Linked DNA regions of Homo sapiens: region 2 is linked to region 1. A link is an interaction called in ENCODE POLR2A ChIA-PET data of the cell type or tissue named here. Cell type or tissue: K562. All regions are shown on one strand. Links, peaks and the distances in the headings refer to the core of each region. The heading gives the core; the rest is flanking DNA.

Region 1 (5,367 bases), core at 227-5,226:
AATTGAGGGAGATGAAACTCAGAGGGACAGCACGTCTTGCCCCTAGGGCAGAAGGAGGGACTGCACAGGGGTGGTGCCCAAGCACTCCCACCACCACACCCAGCAAAGAGAGATTTTTCCAGAAAAAATGGGGTCACAGATCCCTAAGCTCAGTAAGTCCTCAGGAGATGCCCTTTCACCCCTTGCTCTGGTGCGGGCTGTGCCTGAACAGGCACCGACCTTGCCCACTCTTGGCCTCCTCTGGAGGGTGACACAGGACCTGCGCAAGTGAAAGGGCTCCAACAAGTCACGGCTGTGGCAGAGCTTGACGGGGAGGGGAAACCGGGTAGAAGGGAGGTAACCATTCTGCTTCATGAGCCTTGAGGAAGGCACAGTGACTCAGCCTCAGGACATGGGTCCGGGCGCAGGGAATGGGTGGAGAAGTGGGGAGCCAGGGCTTAATCAGGGAAACTTCTCCACGCAGACTCTCCTGGCTGAGGACCACAGGCCTGCAGAGCTAATCAGTTCGAGTGATTCCCTGGCGGCGGCTGTGGCGAGACAGCCCTCATCCTAGTAAGTCCCAAAACCCCCGCCTGGCCTGTGCGTCACTGCTGAGTCAGGGACCAGACAGCAATCCATAAGAGGTAATGAGCCACTCCTGCTGGCCCAACGCTGCTGCCAGCTCAGATGTCTGATGTCCCACCTTCCCCTCCCAGAGGCCAGCAGAAGGAAGCAGGATGTGCTCCCTGGGGACATGCTCAGCATCCCTCCCTCCAATCCCACCATCCTCTCTCCAAAGGCCTGGGAACTCAAGGGACAGGTCGCTTCACGCCTGGGTCCATGTGCAACTTCAAGGATCCCGCTTTACCCATGAGGGCCAGAAACTGGGAAATTAACATTTAAGGGCTACTCTGAGGAAGCCCAATGAGGGAGGAAGACATCTCCATCACCACCTTCATTGCTATTCTCGAGGCAGCCAAGGAAGAGAACAGCTCATCCCTGGTACAGTTTCACCCCAGATGAGCACCAGGCCCTTCAGAGCCACGTGCTCTACAGAGCCAGGTGTGGATGGCACATTCTTCCCAGGCTAGGCCAGGCCTCAGCTCCACTCCCTCCCTTAGTCCTCCAGCTCCCCTGGGGAATAAGAAGAAACATAATTTTATTCCAGGCATCTCTTACCCTTCCTAAACCATGTTTCACTTTAACTCTCTCATCTACGTGGTTGAAATTCATCACCAAGCTGGGAGAAGTTAATAATTGAATTTGGGCTTGGTGGCACACATCTGTGGTTCCAGCTACATGGGAGGCTGAGGCAGGAGGATTCCCTGAGGCCAGAAGTTCGAGACCAGCCTGGGTAACATTCAAGACCCTAACTCTATAAAAAAATGTTAAAAAGCAGCCTGGATGGTGGCATGCACCTATAGTCCCGGATACTCAGGAAGCTGAGGTGGGAGGATAACTTGAACCTGGGAAGTGGAGGCTGTAGTGAGATGTGAACATGCCACTGCACTACAGCCTTGAGTGACAGTGTGAGACCCTGTCTTAAAAAAAAATAAAGTAGGCCGGGCGCAGTGGCTCATGCCTATAATCCCAGCACTTTGGGAAGCCGAGGCAGGCAGATTACCTGAGGTCAGGAGTTCGAGACCAGCCTGGCCAACATGGAGAAACCTCGTCTCTACTAAAAATACAAAATTAGCCAAGTATGGTGCTGCATGCCTGTAATCTCAGCTACTCAGAAGGCTGGGGCTAGAAAATCGCTTGAACCCAGGAGGCGGAGGTTGCAGTGAGCCAAGATCACGCCACTGCACTCCAGCCTGGGCTACAGAGCAAGACCCTGTCAAAAAAAAAAAAAAAAAGAATCAGACCATTTCCACCTGGCTCTTGAATTATATTGAGGTTACCTCTGCAGCACATCTTGCCCAAACCAATAAAACAAAGAAGTTTGGATGATGAGGGAGCTGGGAATGGGCATCAAGACTGAGCCTACTGCTGGCAGCCACCTGAGTGGGTCAGCGCCACAGGACTCCTGCCTTCCCTGAGCTACAATGAGACTGGCTGTGGGGGTGATCCACAGAGCTGCTGACCTGGAGGTGACCATATTTGCTTCTGTTACCACACACGTTCATCCTGACCCCATGCCCACTCACTGTGGCTTCCTGTCCCAGCCGTGGCTTCAGCCAGGACTTGACCCCATCCAGAGTGAGGTTGACCCCAACGAGACCAAGTTTTCCACGACGTTTGATCAGCTGGTCTGGCTTGACTACCAAGTTCTGGAACAAAAGCGGTTTGTATTTAGAGTGAGGAAGAATTAGATAAACCGTAGTATTTTGGGGATCCAAATAGAGGACAGCAGGGATTGACTTCCCATTCACTCTGCTCCAAAGCCAGCCCTAACCATCCTTCAGAGTCAACTCCTGGATGCTTCCTCCACCTACCCTAGCCAATATCTTGCTTTTGACAACCAGGTATCTAGAGGCATTTGTGCCCAGATGGAGCCTGGCACAGAGTAGGCGCTCAGCAAATACCTGCTGAGTGAATAAGTGATTCTCTACCCTCCCTATGTGATACATTAGCTTCTTCATTCAACAGTAAGCCCCTCAGAATATGGACCAGAACATGTGTTCCAAAGAGGAAAACAGAGAGACAGAGCCTTGAGGCAGCAAGGAACCTTAGAGGTCATCTGGTCAACCCCATCCCTGTGCTTGAACCCTGTCTACAACAGGCCCAATAAGCAGCCCCTAACCACTGCTCATACATCTCCAGGGCCAGGAAACTCCCTCCATCCCTTTGTGGTTGAGCTGCCTCCTAGTGGGAAGAAACACCACCACTAGTCCTAGGCTTACTCTCTGAGCCCTGCCAAGGAAATCTAAGAGCTTTCTAACAATGGCCCTGCAAAGATCTCAAGAACAGAGCCCTCTATTCCAGGCTGACCCTCCAGGGTCGGGGCCATTCTTCACAAAGTACAACATCACACTTCCTAATTGCCTTGATACATTCCTGATATACTCCACTTAGGGGAGGAGAGGGCACATCCCTACTTTTTACTGAGCATCTACCATGTGCCAGGCACCAAGCACGCTAAATGCTTCTTGCTAATCTTTACAGCTCAAAGTGAGTATTATCCCATTGGAGAGATGGGGAATCTAAAACTCAAAAGAGGTGAAATGGCTTGCCCCAGGCCACATGGTTAATAAACACAGCTTTGATTTGGACACCAGTTTGTCCAGTTTCAAGCCCATGGCAGGGTATACCATGCTGGGGTACCTCAACATGCAGGGCTCAGCATGAACACAAACCCTGCTCAGCCCATGGCATGCTTCCCACAGCTGCTGCTGGCAGCCTCCAACCCCATGACCCTATCGGCATCACCAACAAACCAATGGCTTTCTCTTCCTCAGACCCCGGGCCTGGAAGAAAGGCCCAAAGTGGAGGCAGGGCTCACCTGGCTGAGCAGCCAGGGGTGGTCCTGCAGCAAGCGGGCCCAGTCTGTGTCAGGAGTGACCCGAGCATACTTGAACCGATTCTGGATGGCTGAGGTGGTACAGATGAACTTGTAAAGGAGTTCTTTGCCCGTCTGCTCTGAAATTGCCTTGGCCGACATGGCTGCAGAGAGACCTGCTCTACCTGTCTGGGAGAGAGAAGCTGGTCAGAAGGGGGCAGGCGTGTGGAGGCACTATCTTCCCCAGCAGGGCAGACCCACTCCCAGTTGCCCCCAGACAATAAAACCAGATCTCAGCTTTTCTCAAGAGGAAGGAAAAAATGCTGTCCCAGCGGGAGGGATGGAAGAGAGATATCAAGCAGCACTTTTGCCAGCAGAGGAAGAAGATCCAGAGATAATGGGTGAGGGAAGATAGAGAAAAACAAAAGTGCCATTTCCCCTGGGACTCTTGCCTTACCCTGCCCCATTCCCTCTAGGCAAACTAGCTGATCCACAACCACACTCATCCTGGAGCAAAAGGCAGCTGGCTAGAAGGCCAAGAAAACCGGTGCTTTGACCCAAATCTGAGTGCTGGTCCCATCTGAGGTGGGCAGACACTGAAACACCTTTCTGTTCTCTGACCAGTGCAGAGTACGGCTGAAATTGCAAAAGGCTAGCCTTTCTCTCCCTACAGGTTTCATCTCCCCCACACCCAGATTTACCCCTATACACACCCTTACACACCACCGGGCCAATGGCCAAGCCAGCAAGTTTACTTAGCCTCAAAAAGGGTCACACCCCCAGGTCCTGGTTAGAAGGGGAGTAGGGGAGGGGGGAGGATCATCGCTAAGCTCTTTTCTCCTCTTTTCTCCTGGACACTAGCCTCCCAATCCTGAGTATGGAGCAGACACAGGGCAGGGAAACCGACCTTTAGCACATTCCACCCGCCCCACTGCGTCATCCAGCTGCTAATTTAGAGCAAAACTCACTAAGAAGAACAGATGCCTCTCTGGGGACCACCCTGTAGTGGTCACTTCTAACTGGGGCGGACTGAGAGGAGGAGGAGGAAGAGGCAGAAACCATCCTCCATCACATGTATAGGAAAACTCATCTTGGAGTTCGAGGCTACAGTGAGCTATGATTGCACCGCTGCACTGTAGCCTGGGTGTCAGAGCAAGACCTTGTGTCTAAAAAAAGATAAAAAGAAACTCATCTCATATGAGCTCTGGGAGGTACACTGAGATTTATAACCCCATTTCTTAGATGAGGAATAAAATCTCAGAGGCGTTAGGATAACTTGCCCAAGAAGCCCACCTAATAATAAGCAAGGTTATGACCCAAGACTCGAACCCAAACCCTCTTACACCTAGGTCCCCAGAAAAATCCACACCAGCCCAAGAAAAGACCATTTTTCCAAGAGCCAGGCCCATGTGTCCTTTTCACTTCAAAGAGTCTATGATAAGAATTTCATCATCTCCCCTCTCCAAGACTCTGTCCTGATACACCCATTCTCCTGTGGGTAACTCAAGGACTGAGCTGGGGAGGGGAATCGGGGGAGGTGGGCATGGAAATTCAGGCCAAGAGCTTGGCCGGATCAGGAAAAGTCACTCCTGACTCCCCCAAAGCCCAGAAGCAAAGCTGTTTAATTTGCTGGGGGAGAAAAAAGTCAAGTACAAATAAAGGAGGGCAGAGTGAAGGAGCCGGCTTGTTTACACGTGCTGGAAGTTGGGTCTCCGTTCCCAACTCAGAGAAGGCCAACATTCCAGGGGCTACATTGCGCCCCCTCCCAATCGGCCAGGCTGGTGGGGCTTCAGGTTCTCATCCTGGCTTGGCTGCCTCTGTCGGCCTCCTAGCTAGTATCCAGCATGGCACAATGGGTGTATTCAGCCTGGTGTCTGCCTAAAGTGGGGTAGCTGGGAAGGGGCTCAGAGATGTTCCCTTTTCTGGCCTTCCCCTGGAATGACTTGAGA
Region 2 (5,367 bases), core at 161-5,160, 200 kb before region 1:
TAACTCCAGCTCTCCGACCTGACCTTCAGCCACATCTCTTCTGCCTCTAGCTGAAGAAAGTTAAGGGCTATGTGATTACACTGGGCCCAGTCAGATAATCCAGCATAAACTCCCTAATTTTTTTTTTCAGAGACAGGGGTCTCACTATGTTGCCCAGGCTGGTCTCAAACTCCTGGGCTTAAGTGATCCTCCTGCCTCAGCCTCCAGAGTAGCTGGGACTACAGGCATGCACCACTGCACTTGGCATAAGCTCTCTATTTTAAAGCCAGTAACCTTAATCACACCTGCAACGTCTCTTTTGTTATGTAATCACATATTCACAGGTTCCAAGGATTGGGGCAGGAACATCTTTGGGGACATGATTGTTCTGCCTGCCACATTCCTACTGGGAGGATAGAGACCTGAGTTTCAGACCCACCTCTCCTTTTTGGTGTGTGGACTCAGGATGGGGATTACTTCACCTGTCTAAGCCTTAGTTTCTACTTCTTTTTTTTTTTTTTTTTTTTTTTTGAGACAGCGTCTCACTCTGTCTCCCAAGTACAGTGGCACAATCATGGCTCACTGCAACCTCACCTCCCCGGCTCAAGCAATCCTCCCACCTCAGCCTCCCAAATAGCTGGGACCACAGCCACGCACCACCACACCCAGCTAATTTTTGTATTTTTTGTAGAGATGGGGTTTTGCCATGTTGCCCAGGCTGGTCTTCAACTGTTGGGCTCAAGTAATCTGCCGGCCTCGGCCTCCCCAGGTGCTGGGATTACAGGCGTAAGCCCCCGTACCCATCAGTTTCTTCTGAAGAAGGGGTTCACACTAGCACTTAGGTCCTAGGATCATGGTGAAGAGTGATTGCATTCATTCATGCTAAGAGCTTATCAGTTCCTGGTACACGGCATTGTTATCGTTGTGATGACAGGGGCAGGGCCCACACACCTGCACCCTCGAGGGGGACGGAGATGGGTCCCAAGGTCTGGGATCTGGTCTTCAATTTGGTAGGCCCAGAAATTGAATTTTCTGCTCACCCAGCTAGTCGGTGTTAGAGCCATGATTCAAACCCTGGCCTCACCAGTTCCAAAACCCCCTGTACACCAGGAGGTCCAGCTTCCATAGACTCTATCCCTGCTGCCTCTTTCAGTGGCAGTTGGGCTGAGGTCCCTCTGAGTCACAGCTGGCAGGAGGGAAACCCTTGGATTCACAGAGTGATATGCTTAGGGAATTACCCTCCTTTAAGCCTTGGGGAAGGAGAACTCCCCCAAGTGTATAAAGCGTGTGCACAGACCTTGTCACCTCTTCCCTTCACTGCAGCCCTATGAGGTACAAATGAATGATTCCTATTTCCAAATGTGGTTAATTGAGACCCAGAGAGGATGGGGGAGAAGACGCAAAATGGATTAAATACCTGCGATATTCTCTTTTGTTTGTCTGTTTGTTTGAGACAGTCTCACTGTGTCACCCAGGCTGGAGTGCAATGGCACAATCTTGGCTCACTCCAACCTCCACTTCCTGGGTTCAAGCAATTCTCGTGCCTCAGCCTCCCAAGTAGCTGGGATTACAGGCATGTGCCACCACGCCCAGCTAATTTTTGTATTTTTAGTAGAAACGGGGTTTCACCATGTTGTTCAGGCTGGTCTCGAACTCCTGACCTCAGGTGATCTGCTTGCCTTGGCCTCCCAAAGTGCTGGGATCACAGGCATGAGCCACCGCACCCGGCCAAATATCTGCAATGTTTTGAGCACCGTGCAGGGCGCTTTATGTACATCACCTTCACGAGACCCTCCTCCCCAAGTTACTTTCCTCATTTCCTAGAGGAGAAAACAGCTCAGAGAAGGAGAGAAATATGCTCAAAGCTCAACAGCTGGAAAAAGACAGGACCAGGAAACCCTTCCTTTTCCATCAGACGAGGTCCCCTCATGAGGAGAACGTGCAGTCCGTGACTGGGGAGCTCCTCAGGGTCAAGGATGCTCATCTCTGAATGCAACCCTTCCCCTGCAGACCTGGCAGGGTCTGCAAATAGTGACATTCTTTTTTTTTTTTTTTTTTTTTTTTTGAGACAGAGTCTCGCTCTGTCACCAGGCTGGAGTGCAATGGCATGATCTCAGCTCACTGCAACCTCTCTGTGCCTCCCAGGTTCAAGCGATTCTCCTGCCTCAGTCTCCCGAGTAGCTGGGATTACAGGCGCCCGCCACCATGCCCAGCTAATTTTTGTATTTTTAGTAGAGTCAAGGTTTCACCATGTTGGCCAGGATGGTCTCGATCTCTTGACTTCGTGATCCACCTGCCTCAGCCTCCCAAAGTGCTGGGATTACAGGAGTGAGCCACCAAGCCTGGCCAAATAGTGACATTCTAACCATTGCCTATGGAATAGGAGACATGCTTCTATTTGTTGAAATTGTCATCCCTCATGTAACCAGCCTGGGGAAGAACATTCAAGGGGGCATAACCCCCTCCATGGGCACAAACTGAGTCTTGGGCTCTGGTACAACCAGGGTTCTACTGAAAACTTATCATTTCCCATTAGTGTTACCATAGCAACACGAATGTCTTCATTCATTCCCCTAGTGTATGAACAGAGCTACACTCACCCCACCTGTTCTCCCAAGCCCCCTCAAAGTCCTTTCATCTCTGAGATTCTGTGATTCAATTAATTATCACCAATGCCTGCACTGCTTTTTGTCGTTTTCATTTATTCCATCTGCTGAGTCACCGTGTCCTGCTCTAGATGAGAGTGGTTATTCACAACGGTTATTCAGCCGTCAGTTGCCATGGACACCGCACAGCCTGCTTCCTTCATCACCCATTAATTCTCAGCAAGGCTGGCTGTAAGCATGGGTACCACTGCAGTTACCCAATACCCAAGGGGATCAAACTCTCCCAGAAAAGGTGGGGGCCCAATGACGCATGAACAGGAGCAAAATCTCTGCTCTCAACAGTGGAAAAGTAAAAAACAGCCTACGGCTCATTACATCTGGTCAAACCATGTGGAGGCAGCAGTTTATCAAATAAGTCAACAAGGTACCATTTTGTTTTCTGGTCCATCTTTGGCAAATGCTTTAGTCTGTTTGCTAACCATTTGAAGGTATATTTTGATACTGAAAAGTTGTTGGCTGGGCATGGTGGCTCACGTCTGTAATCCCAGAACTTTGGCAGACTAAGCTGGGCCGATCATGAGGTCAGGAGTTCGAGACCAGCCCGCCCAACACGATGAAACCCCATCTCTACTAAAAATACAAAAAATTAGCCAGGCGTGGGGGCGTGCGCCTGTAATCCCAGCTACTAGGGAGGTTGAGGCAGAAGAATCGCTTGAACCCAGGAGGCGGAGGTTCCAGTGAGCCGAGATCACACCACTGCACTCCTGCACTCCAGCCTGGTGACAGAACTAGACTTTGTCTCAAAAAAAAAAAAAAGTTGTTATGCAGATTACTAGCTCCCCTTGAAAGCAAAATGAAGGAGGCTTCAAAGGCAGGACCCTCCAGGAATTGGTTCTGCATAGGGGGTTTGCAAGTGGTGGTGCATGGGCAGCTGACCTAGAAGACACGGGGCAGCTACAAGCCAAACCCAGCCCAGCACAGAGGGCCTAAGGAGAAGAAGGCACCAAGGGTGTTCCATGGTAGGGGGAGGGTGAAAGGACTTCAGAGGTGACCAGGATGTGAGCCACTAGAAGGAGAGAACAGGGCCATCAGCCCACAACCCATTGCTCCTGGTAACACGTTATGTTTGCAGAGTCCAGTGGAGGGGACGGGGAATCAATACATCACCCCACATTCACACGCTTGCCAAACATCAGTGGATGGCGAAATCCACTTTCCCTGAATCTAAGCCCATCGGGTTCACTCCCTCACCTACCACCACCCACAAAGGTCCCTATGTAGTTCGAGAGATAAGTGCCAGGCCTCTGACCCCCAGGATATGGTGGGAAGCATTGCTCCTGACCCAGGGAGCTTGGTTCCTGCCCCTCAGGTACAGCTGGAGAGCTGCCGCCACCCCGCTCCAGCCCCTCACCATGAAGGTCAACTCCCCTATCCTTCCCCCACATCCTGGATGACTGACTGACACTAAATGAAAGGGCGGGGCAGGGTGATGGGCTGTACCTGTGCCCCACCCCATTCCTCTCGCCTGGACTCATATGGCAGGGTAGGGGCGGGGTGGGGGGACAGTTGGGAGGGACCTTGAGGGCTTTATAAGGCAGGCCTGGAGCATCAAGCAGAGCAGAGACCTGAGAGGCACCAGGCCCAGCCGTGGCACCACACACCTCCCAGCTCTGCAGGTGAGAAAACCCAGGAGGAGAGGGGAGAGGCTAGGAAGTGGGTTGACAGGTCCTCTCCCCCATCAAGGTACCAGGCCACTGGCCAGAGTCTGGGGCTCACCCCTTGGGGTCTCCAGAGCTGGGACCCTTTCTTTATCCCAGGATGGAACTAGGTCTTGGCTCCAGTACCTACCCTGGTATTCCCAACCTTGCCTTCCACCTGCCCTTCTGCCGCAGCCGGGGCCCTGCCCTTAGCCTATCCCTTCACACTCTTCCCAGCCCTGGGAGGTGAGGAGGACTGGGGTTCTTCTCCTTTCTCTCAGACAAGAAAACTGAGGCCCAGAGGCAAGATGTGACTTGCCCAAAGTCACAGGGATTATTAGGCAAGGCTGGGATAGGAATCCACAGCTCCTGGATCCCACTTCAAGCCCTTTCCTAGACCAGTGCCATCCAAAAGAACGTCCTATGATGCAGGAAATGGTCTTCATCTGCACTGTTCAATATGGTAGCCACTAGCCACGTGTGCGCTTGAAATGGGGTTAGTGTAAGGAAGTTTTTGTTGTTGTTGTTGTTTGTTTTTTTATATAGAGTCTCGCCGTGTCACCCAGGCTGGAGTGCAGTGACATGCAACCTCTGCCTCCCAGGTTCAAGCAATTCTCCTGACTCAGCCTCCCGAGTAGCCGGGATTACAGGCGCCTGCCACAACACCCAGCTAATTTTTCATATTTTTGGTAGAGACAGAGTTTCACCATGTTGGCCAGGCTGGTCACAAACTCCTGACCTCAAGTGATCCAACCCCCTCAGCCTCCCAAAGTGCTGGGATTACAGGCGTGAGCCACTGCACCTGACCATAATTTTTTAATTTAATTAATTTAAATGTAAAGAGCCACATGTGGCTGGTGGCTATAGCACTGAACAACACATGTGGTTAGCATCTGACAATACAGCTCCAGATCACTGATTTTTCAAACATTTCTTCAGCAGCAGAATTCTTTTCTTCCAAAGAAAACCTAACAGAAAACCTGATTATGAAAAACTTAATGGCCAGGCACCGTGGCTCATGCCTGTGATCACAACACTTTGGGAGGCTGAAGCAAGCAGATTGCTTGAGCTCAGGAGTTCCAGAC

The links. ChIA-PET counts read pairs that join two places held together with the same protein. Peaks named below come from ENCODE experiments on the same cell type or tissue, not always from the same donor. Only the 100,000 strongest peaks of a DNase experiment are listed, where the experiment ranks them.
Region 2: POLR2A ChIA-PET joins it to region 1 with 8 read pairs; 6 of 35 experiments call an interaction of 5 or more read pairs at or near these places.

Annotation. Positions count from the first base shown.
Region 1 is chr17:41,910,294-41,915,660 of GRCh38, forward strand. It overlaps ACLY (ATP citrate lyase), which reads right to left. Exons shown (of 29, transcript NM_001096.3): 2 at 3,422-3,603; 3 at 2,127-2,249. The coding sequence starts at 3,580. Among named protein-coding and RNA genes, the nearest start is that of ACLY, 6.0 kb to the right of the region's middle. RefSeq lists enhancers at 1-951, 451-950. In K562, for the core only: no CTCF peak of the experiment used is centred there; no DNase peak of the experiment used is centred there.
Region 2 is chr17:41,708,127-41,713,493 of GRCh38, forward strand. GAST (gastrin) reads left to right here and starts at 4,205. Exons shown (of 3, transcript NM_000805.5): 1 at 4,205-4,261. RefSeq lists an enhancer at 43-570. In K562, for the core only: no CTCF peak of the experiment used is centred there; a DNase peak (open chromatin) is centred at 2,766; H3K27me3 peaks cover 1,033 bases.